2 separate regions of the Mus musculus genome follow, and region 2 is linked to region 1. The links are chromatin loops, found by intact Hi-C in ENCODE. Cell type or tissue: gastrocnemius. All regions are shown on one strand. Links, peaks and the distances in the headings refer to the core of each region. The heading gives the core; the rest is flanking DNA.

The links. Peaks named below come from ENCODE experiments on the same cell type or tissue, not always from the same donor. Only the 100,000 strongest peaks of a DNase experiment are listed, where the experiment ranks them.
Region 2: a loop joins it to region 1, with 7 times the contacts of the local background. A loop is called at or near these places in 22 of 42 quality-filtered maps.

What each region holds. Positions count from the first base shown.
Region 1 is chr1:177,980,545-177,985,716 of GRCm38, reverse strand. It overlaps a transcript of Catspere2 not described here. Among named protein-coding and RNA genes, the nearest start is that of Catspere2, 8.3 kb to the left of the region's middle. In gastrocnemius, for the core only: a CTCF peak has its summit at 2,608; DNase peaks (open chromatin) are centred at 1,319, 2,049 and 2,409; H3K4me3 peaks cover 1,706 bases; H3K27ac peaks cover 1,264 bases.
Region 2 is chr1:177,799,002-177,804,173 of GRCm38, reverse strand. No RefSeq gene overlaps it. Among named protein-coding and RNA genes, the nearest start is that of Adss, 5.1 kb to the right of the region's middle. In gastrocnemius, for the core only: no CTCF peak of the experiment used is centred there; no DNase peak of the experiment used is centred there.

The DNA of each region.
Region 1 (5,172 bases), core at 532-4,531:
ATAACATGTATCATCTGTCTTCCTTTCTCCTTAAAATGGCTGGTAAACAAAAAAACCCTTAAAAATGTTGGCTCTTAAAAATATTAGGTCTTCTCTCTCACTCCTTTGTTCTCTCACCTCTCACTTCTCTCACTCCTCACACTGCTTTCCTTTTTCTTCTCTCCTCTCTCCTTCCTCTTTGTCCTCTCCTCTCCTCCCTCTTACTCTTTTCTCTAGCCTCCCTCCCCCTTTCTACCTTCTCTCTTTCTCCCTGCATTTCTATAATAAAGTTCTTAAACCATTAAAACAAACAAACAAACAAACAAAAAAAATAGCTCTTGCCTGGCAGTGGTGGTGCATGCCTTTGATCCTAGCACTTGGGAGGCAGAGGCAGGTGGATTTCTGAATTCCAGACCAGCCTGGTCTACAGAGTGAGTTCCAGGAGAACCAGGGATACATAGAGAAACCCTGTCTCAGAAAACCAAAAAAAAAAAAAAAAAAGGTTTTAGGGCTGGTGAGATGACTCAACAGGTAAGAGCACTGACTGTTCTTCTGAAGGTCCTGAGTTCTGAAGGTCCATAACCACCTTTAATGAGATTTGATGCCTTCTTCTGGTATGTCAGAAGTCAGTTATAATATACTTATATATAATAATAAATCCTTTTTAAAAAATTAAAAAAATATGTTAGCTCTTGATAGGAAGACCCATATCCTATTTCTATCAACTATTTCCCTCCTCAAATTATTAGATATTACATTTAAATTTTCACTTTTAAATTTCAAATTCAAGTTTTCATTTCGAGCATATATCTCGAAGTGTAGGCAGAAGGCATGCTCCAAGTGCCTGAGTCTTCAAACTCTTCAAGCATACCTCCTATATCTTGCCACAGAACATCACCAACTGGGGACACTAAGTATTCAAAGGACCAAAACAGGGGGTGTCATTTCACTCAAATCACCACACATATGATGCTATCAAGATCTTCAGACAACATATAGAGCTTGGTGTTTGTATTGAGTCTTCTGTCTTGCTTAACCTGATCTGTGTTGTAGGGCAAGCGGAACCGTATCACCAGACAAAAACTGGGAAGGTTGAGAGGATTCACAAACCCCAGTACTTCTCCTATCTGAGAACCACAGGTGTTCTCATGTACTGCACCTGGTTCCTGTCCTGGTGCCCATGACTATGACACCCCACAGGAACAGCACAGAACAGAGTTCGCCATGCTAACGAGGTATCTAGATGGGTTGGCCCCAAGGGTTTAGCCAATAAGCTTCCCTCCTCAGACATTCCTTTCTGCAAAAGGAACTTAATCTTTGCTCCACCTTCAGTACCCTGGCCTGAGTGTTTGCAGTTCTTCAAAGTTAGATGACTTAATAAACAAGGCTGTCCTTCCCTCTCTAGCGGTCACGCCATCCACCTGTTGCATCACCTGGAAAGTGGTCTTCGGATTCTAGGATCACCTCTGTGATCGCTAAATAATTCAACGGCGCTATTTTCTTCATAAATTTTCGCTTCATTCATTTTTATGAGGATGCCTTGGAGGTGAGGGTGTATTGGCTCCGGTTCACCTCTGGGGAGACGCTAGCATCCGCATCGAAGCTGTGACTTTCTAGACTTGAAGGGCTTGAGAGTTGTCGGAAGCCTCGAGCATTTGGAGACAGACAAGGGCCAGCAGGAGCAGGGCAGAGGGGAGCTGAGCAGCTTAGAGGCCAGGTGGCAGTTGGGAGGGAGGTCGCCCTGCGACCGAAGCTTCGCGGATAGGACACGGCTCATCCGCCCAGGGGTCGGGCCCACAGCCAGGGGAGCTGAGGGCTGGGACGAGGCTCGAGCCCAAGCCCTCTTTCGGACTGACTGGGACACCTCCAGGAGGCGCGCGGGCCAGTCTCGGGATTAGAAGACAGCGCGACTGTCCCCTCCCCCCACCCCTGAGAACTAAGCTGGAGGCGGAGGCGCGAGGCAGGAAGCACCGGGCCGGGGTCCCGACCCCTGACAGGGCCGGCCGGCGCGGGCCGCCAGGTGCCTCACTCACCACGTCGTAGACGTTGAGCACCACTAACTGGTTAGCCCCCATCCTTCTCCCCACGGCCGCCGCCTCGTTCTCCAGCCGCTCGGTCTCCGCGGGGCGGAGACGCTGCCACCCCCGCGGGCGCCTCAGGCAGGGCTCGAGCCGGGCACTAAGCGTCCAGCCCGGCCCACCGCAGCCGGGGCGGAAGCATCCGGCAGCCGGGACCGCTCCCGGGAGACGCTGTCAGGAACCTGTATGAGGACCCGGCTAGACAGGTGGAGAGGCAGCTCCAGCTCAGGCGCCTCCCCTCGGCCGCAGACACGTGGGGGAAGGCGGGGCCTGGGCGAGGGGCGGGCTTTAGGCACCCTGGAGGCGGGGCCGGGCAGGATCCAGGGATGAGCCCGCCTGCGTCTTGAGGTTCTCAGGCTCTGCAGCTGGAGACCTAAAATGGCGACAGGCCGGATGCCTCTTCACCCTGGTGGCTCGAGGTCGCAGAAAGACTACCGTTCCCAGAAAGGAGAGCGGAAACCCGCGATTCCTATTGGGCGTGTAAGCAGTCTGACTACATGTCCCAGCATGCACCAGGATATTGTAGGCACTCACGTCTCCCTGGGAGACTACAGTTCCCAGGATGTCATGCAGGGGATGTCAACCTCCCTCTAGGTTGTGGATTTTGCCTTTATAAGCCTGTTGGAAAATAGGGTCAGGGTCAAACTCCTCTACCACTGCGTAGTGTATGAGTCTCAGCCTCAGCATGCTGGCTTGTGTGCCATTAAAAGACAAAAGTACATAGAGTTTGTCCAGGGAACCTTCGCTGTTAGTCCTTGGTTAGCAGAGACTCCATTTGCCTTTTAGTTTTCAGTGCTGTTTTTGGAGTTTGTAGCGTGAGATGTGAATACAACGTAATGTGAAGAAGTGATGACTAAGTTTTCCAAAGCCCTTCTGCTTTTTTTCTTTTTTAATTTTTGAAAATAAAGAAGTGAGGCAATAAATGGAGGAAGGTTACCCTTGTAAAAGTGGGATGTAAGAAAGTCTCAGTTAACCCTCAAAACAGAATTCACATTTAGTGAGAGTATCCTGCGCTGGTTGGAAGAGTGTAGCAACTCATAGATTAGCTCAGTCCTAGGACACAGTGTTTGCGCACCCATTCAACAAATATATTTTGTGTTCCTAGTGTATGCCATGTAATATGGTAGACCTGGGAATTCAGCAACTGAACAGACACGGGAGACAAACAAAATTCCAGCAATGAGTATTTTGTAGAAAAATTGAGATAATTTAGAGTTATCTTAGGATGTGTGGGCAATGACTAGTTTTAAGCTAGAATCTGAATGACAGAAAGCTAGTCAAAAATAAGAAAGCCAAGAATTCCAATTAGAGGAGACATAAGTACATAGACATAAGACATGTTTTCTGTATTTAAGGAACAAAATAAAAGTTCTCTGTGGCTAGAACATAATGAGCAAAGAGGTGATCTGTGGACAGACAGTTAACTGGTCAGAAGACATCCTGAGTTTTCAGTTAACTAAGATTGAATATCTATTTTACATTTTAGATTTATCAATTGTGTGTGTGTTTGTGTGTCTCTGTGTGTGAAAGAGTGGAAGAGAGAGTCAGAGAGAGAAAGACAGAGACAGAGACAAAGACATCGAGGGGTGCAGGTGACCAAAGAGGACAGAGGGCAGGAATGCTCTGCAACCGAAGTTATAGGCTGCTGTAAGTTGCTTGACCTGAGTGTTGGGAACCAAACTGAGATCCTCTGCAGAGCAACAAGTGCTTTTAGTGGGCAAGCCATCTCTCCAAACTCTGAGGTTGGATTTTAAATGAAGAGTTGGTAGGGTTTGAGCCAAGGAACGACATGAATATGTACATAAGTCTCTTAAAAGATTGCTTGAGAGCTGGAGAGATGGCTCAGTGGTTAAGAGCACTGGCTGCTCTTCCAGAGGTCCTGAGTTCAAGTCCCAGCAACCACATGGTGGGTAACAACCATCTATATTTGGGATCAGATGCCCTCTTCTGGTATGTCTGAAGACAGCTACAATGTACTCAGATAAATAAAGTAAATAACTCTTTAAAAAAATAAAAATTGCTTGAGTTTCTTTCTGTTGGGTACACTCTCAAAAATAGGTCCTAGATTTTTCACACATTTGGGTAGATAGTATGCTATTCATAATATATCAAACATTTGAGGAAGAAACAGGTTAGAAAGGGAAATGAAATTACTGTTAGGTCATGTTATATTTTCAGTGCCTTTTAGAGGCTCATGAGATGTTGAGTAGGCATTTGCATAAATGAAATGGAGTCACAACCATTAATCTGACTAAAATAATCGTTTCAGTAGAACTTAAAGCCCAGAGACTTGTTGGGCAGTTTTTCTGTTGCTGTGATAACACATGCTCTGACAGAAAGCAGCTTAGGGTAGAACAGGTTTAGGGGGTCACAGTCTATCACTGAAGGAAGTCAGGACAGGGAACGAACTTAAAGCAAGCACCTTGGAAGAGCAGTGCCTGCTGGCTCAGTCACTGGCTTATGCTTGCTAGCTTTTTTACAAAACTCAAGAGAACCTGTCCAGGCAATGTGACACCCAGGGTAGACTGGGCCCTCTTATATCAATTATTTAAGATAATACCCACAAGCTAATTTGGTCAAGGTAATCCATTAACTGGGAATTCTTTTGCAGGTGACTATAGGCTATGTGAAATTAAGGGTTAAAGCACTAGGAAATATTGAAAAAAATACAGTTGGAAAGAAATATTAAATGGGGGAGGAGATGGGAGGACATGCTAAAGAAGGCAATATGGGGAGGACAACTAACATTAATAGCCTTTGGAAAAACCCATATGGAAATGTACTATTGTAAAAGCATCATATATATTTAAATAGAGTCACCACAAAAATGGGAGAGACACTGGACCAACTAGATGTCTTAGGCAAATGAAACCATCAGTGCCAAAATGGATTACATCTCATTATTGGCCAGAAGGGTCCTGTAGAAACCTCCCTCTAAAATTACACTATTGCCAAGGCCATTGGTTACCTTTTTTTAAAAAGATTTATTTATTTATTTATTTATTTATTTATTTATTTATTTATTATGTATGTGAGTACACTGTAGCTGTACAGATGGTTGTGAGCTTTCATGTGGTTGTTGGAAATTGAGTTTTAGGACCTCTGCTCACTCATG
Region 2 (5,172 bases), core at 738-4,737, 180 kb after region 1:
CAGATCAGACTGAACAGCAAGAAAATAGAGATAAAATTTGGAAGCAGAGTCTAGAGGATAATTTACTAAAGCTAGCAAATCAAAATAAGGCAGAGGCTGCAATATCAAAATTACAACATAAAAAGAAGCTAAGATGGAAGCAGGGTTTAGAACACAAGATACAGGAAGTGAGAAAGCAGCATGAACAGCAAAAAGAGAAATTTAAGACATGGCAACGTGAACTAGAGAAAACACTAGAATGGAAGACAGAGGAAATTATAGATCAGAATAAGAAACAGAAAGATGAAAGTAAAGGTAGGAGACAGGAACTGGAAAGGATAATAGAACCTAGAACCTGCCGTACATTTACAAGGGTTCTTGTGGTGGAGAGATAAGGTGAGGGAGATAGTATGACAAAATAGAGCCAGGGGTAGAGAGATTTCCACAGATCAGCTACTTGGTGAAGGTCACTTTGCTGATGAAGAAACTTTGGCATTGTGTCAATTGTCAGCCTTAAAGGCCTGGGACAAAGTCACAGAATCAGGGAAGAGACTTGAACCGTTTACTCAAGTCATGCAAGTTCCAAAAGAAACCTTCCCTGACTTTTTGAAAAGCCTAGCCTCAGATGTGGAAAGGAGTGTATCAGATTCAGCAGCAAGAAAGGCAATAATTGAGTCTTCAGCCTTTGAAAATGCAAATGCTGTATGCAAGGAAATAATCAGATCACTGAGGGCAAGGTCAACATCAAAGTGGATTAGGTATACAGCTGATGTTGTATCTTGCTCACCTGATATGACTGTAATAAGAGAAGCTGCCACTAGACACCTAGAGATGACCCAAGATTTCAAATGTTTTAATTGTGGTGAGCAGGATCATCTCGGAAAACACTTCCCAGAAGATTTCACCTCGGTAGTACTCGTCTCTTTATTTTTTAAAAATTGGTTCTTTTAATTATTTACATTTCTCTTTTTAAAGATTTATTTATTTACTTTATGCATATGAGCACACTGTAGTTATTTTAAGACACACCAGAAGAGGACATCAGATCCCATTACAGATGGTTGTGAGCCACCATGTGCTTGTTGGGAATTGAACTCAGAAACTCTGGAAGAGCAGTCAGTGCTCTTAACCTCTGAGCCCCTTATTTACATTTCAAATGTTGTTCCTCTCTTCAAACCCCTTATCCCATACCTCTTCCCCCCCCCCACCTCTATGATACTGCTCCTCAACCCACCCACTCCTGCCTCACCACCCTAGCATCCCCTCAAACCAAGGCACCAATCCTCCACAGGACCAAGGGCCTCCCCTCCCACTGATGCCAGATAAGGCAATTCTCTGCTACATAGGCAACTGGAGTCATGGGTCTCTCCATGTGTACTCTTTGGTTGGTGATTTAGTCCCTGGAAGCTCTGGAGATCTGGTTAGTTGGTATTGTTGTTCCTCCTATGGAGTTGCTATCCCCTTCAGCTCCTTCAGTCCTTCCCCTAACTCCTCTATTGAGGTTACCATACTCAGTCCAATGGTTGGCTGTGGGTATCTGCATCTGTATTGATCAGGCTCTGGCAGAGCTTCTCAGGGGACAGTTATACCAGGCTCCTGTCAGTAAGCGCTTCTTTCCATCAGCAATAGTGACTGGGTTTGGTGTCTGCAGATGGAATGGATAACTAGGTGGAGCAGTCTCTGGATGGCTGTTCCTTCAGTCTCTGCTCCATTCTTTGTCACTGCATTTCCTTTAGACAGGAACAATTCTGGGTTAAAAATTTTGAGATGGGTGGGTGGTCCTATCTCTTAAACCGGGAGCCATGCCTAACCTCTGGATATGGTCTCTACAGGTTCTCTCTCCCTTTTGTAGGGTATTTTGGCTAATGTCATCCCCGTTGTGTCCTGGGAACCTCTTGCTTCCCTGGCATCTGAGACTTTCTAGTGGTTACTGGCAGTTCCCCATCTCCCACTGCTACACACCTCCATTCAATTTCCTGACCCTCTGTATTTCTCCCCTGTCTCCTTCCATACCTGATCCTGCTCCCCTTTTTTCCCTCCCTTCCTCTCTCCCTCCCAGGTCCCTTGCTCCCTCTACCTCCTGTGATTATTTTGTTTCCCCTTCTAAGTAGGACTGAAGCATTCACATTTTGATCTTCCTTCTTCTTGAACTTCATATGGTCTGTGAGTTGTATTGTGGGTATTCAAAGCATTAGGACTAATATCCACTTATCAGTGAGTACATACCATGTGTATTCTTTTGTGACTGGGTTACCTCACACAGAATATTTTATAGTCCTATCCATTTGCCTGCGAATTTCATGAAGTCATTGTTTTTTAATAGCTGTGTAAGTGAACCACATTTTCTATATCCACTCCTCTGTTGAGAGACATCTGGGTTGTTTCCAGCTTCTGGCTATTATAAATAAGCCTTATTATAAATAAGCCTTATTCTAAATAAGGCTGCTATGTGCATGGTGGAACATGTGTCCTTTTTATATGTTGGAGCATCTTTTGGGTATATGCCCAGTAGTGGTATAGCTGGGTCCTGAGGTAGAACTATTTTCAGTTTTCTGAGGAACTGCCTAACTGTCTTCCAGAGTGGTTGTACCAGCTTGCAATCCCACCAGCAATGGAGGAGTGTTCCTCTTTCTCTGCATCCTCACCAGTTTTTGCTGTCATTTGAGTTTTTGATCTTAGTTATTTTGACTGGTGTGAGATGGAATCTCAGGGTCGTTTTGATTTGCATTTCCCTAATGACTAAGGATGTTGAACATTTCTTTAGGTGCTTCTCAGCCATTTGAGATTCCTCAGTTGAAAATTCTTTGTTTAGCTCTGTACCCCAGTTTTTAATATGGTTATTTGGTTCTCTGGAGTCTAACTTCTTGAGTTCTTTGTATATATTGGATATTAGCTCTCTATCAGATGTAGGGTTGGTAAAGATCTTTTCCCAATCTGTTGGTTGCTGTTTTGTCTTATTGACAGTGTTCTTTGCCTTACAAAAGCTTTTCAATTTTATGAGATCCCATTTGTCAATAGTTGATCTTAGAACTTGAGCCACTAGTGTTCTGTTCAGGAAAATTTCCCCTGTGATGGAAAGATCTCACATGGTCATTAGTCTGCAGGATTAAAATAGTAAAAATGGCCATCTTACCAAAAGCAATCTACAGATTCAATGGAATTCCCATCAAAATTCCAACTCAAGTCTTCACAAAGATAGAAAGATCGATTCTCAAATTTATCTAGAATAACCAAAAAAACCAAGATATCAAAAACTACTCTCAACAATATGAGAACTTCTTGGGGAATCACCATCCCTGACCTCAAACTGTACTATAGAGTAATAGTGATAAAATCCACATTGTATTGGTACAGAGACAGACAGACCAATGGAATAGAACTGAAGGCCTAGAAATAAACCCATATACTTATGGTCACCTTATCTGTGACAAAGAAGCTAAAACCATCCAGTGGAAAATAGACAGCAGTTTCAACAAATTGTCCTGGTTCAGGTGGTGGTTGGCATGTAGAAGAATGCAAATTGATCCATTCTTATCTTCTTGTACAAAGCTCCAGTCCAAATGGATCAAGGACCTCCACATAAAACCAGATATACTGAATCTAAAAGAAGAGAAAGTAGGAAAGAGCCTCTATCCCATTGATACTGGTCTCTTCTAAATCACAGTTAATTTCTTAGCTCCCATTTAACCAGCATCAATTGTCCCAGTAGTCTCTTCTACTTTTCACTCTAAAGCCAGAGCCACATGGCTGAAGCTGCTGAGTTCTGCCACTTGTAGGAACTGGAACATGGCCCCTTTACTGGCTGGTTTTGTGTCAACTTCACACAAGCTGGAGTTATCACAGAGAAAGGAGCTTCAGGTGAGGAAATGCCTCCATGAGATTCAGCTGTAAGGCATTTTCTCAATTAGTGATAAAGGTGGGAGGGCCCCTTGTGAGTGGTACCACCTCTGGGCTGGTAGTCTTGGGTTCTATAAGAGAGCAAGCTGAGCAAGCCAGAGGAAGCAAGCCAGTAAGTAACATCCCTCCATGGCCTCTACATCAGCTCCTGTTTCTTGACCTGCTTGAGTTCCAGTCCTGACTTCCTTTAGTGACCAACAGCAATGTGGAAAGTATAAGTTGAATAAACCCTTTCTTCCCCCAACTTGCTTCTTGATCATGATGTTTGTGCAGGAATAGAAACCCTGACTAAGACAGCCTCCTTGTTCTATTCCATTCTTCATTGCCTAAGCTTGCCTGTCCTGGAACTTGCTCTGTAGACTGACTTTGAACTCAGAGATCTGCATGCCTGTCTCCTAAGCACTGGGATTAATGATATGTTTCACCAAGTCTGGATTTAAGTTTTTCTTCTTCTAGAACTTGTTCTGTTCTAGGCTGGCCTTAAACTCAAAGATTTGCTTCCCTTTGCCTCCTGGGATTAGAGGTTTGTACTAACATGCCTGATCCTAAACTTAATGGGGGGGGGGGGGGGGAGAAGGGCTGGTTGCCCTAAGGTTACTCCTCCCTTAATTCAGTTCAATATCCTTGAACACAGGTTTCAGTTCCACTTCACTTCCTGGAGCCCCTTTAAAATTCAAACCATATATTTTCTATTTTTCATTTCTCATCTTGATATGTTTGTTTAAAATGCTCTTCATGAGACTTAACCAGATAACAAAGTCTATGATGGGAGTTTCTGAGACTTCCTTTATCTGAATGCAATGAATCTGAGATTCTTCACTTTAGCCTCAGGCAGATCCTTCAGACAAAGGCAAAAAGTAGCCACATTCTTGACCAAAATACCACAAAACAGTCTCTAGTCCACATATTGAAATTCTTACTGAAACCTCTTGGGCCAGGTCTGCACAATTCAATTCATTCTCAGTAACAAAATCTTCCATATTCCTACTAGGATGTTCCATTAAGCTCCATTTAAAGCATCCCACTGCTTTCCAAATCCTAAGTCCCAAAATCCACATTCTTCCAAACAAAAGCATGGTCAGGCCTATCACAATAATACCTGACTCCTGGTAGCAACCTCTGTCTTAGTTTGGGTTTTACTGCTGTGAACAGACCACTCCCAGGGCCCAGCATATACAAACCATCACAGAGTAGGTGGGCAGGGGTGTTGATATTCTGTCTAAACTCCACCTCATAGTTCTTGGCAGCAGCCAGGTAGGCTTGGCCCAGTATAAAAGGGGCTGCTTGGCCCCTTCT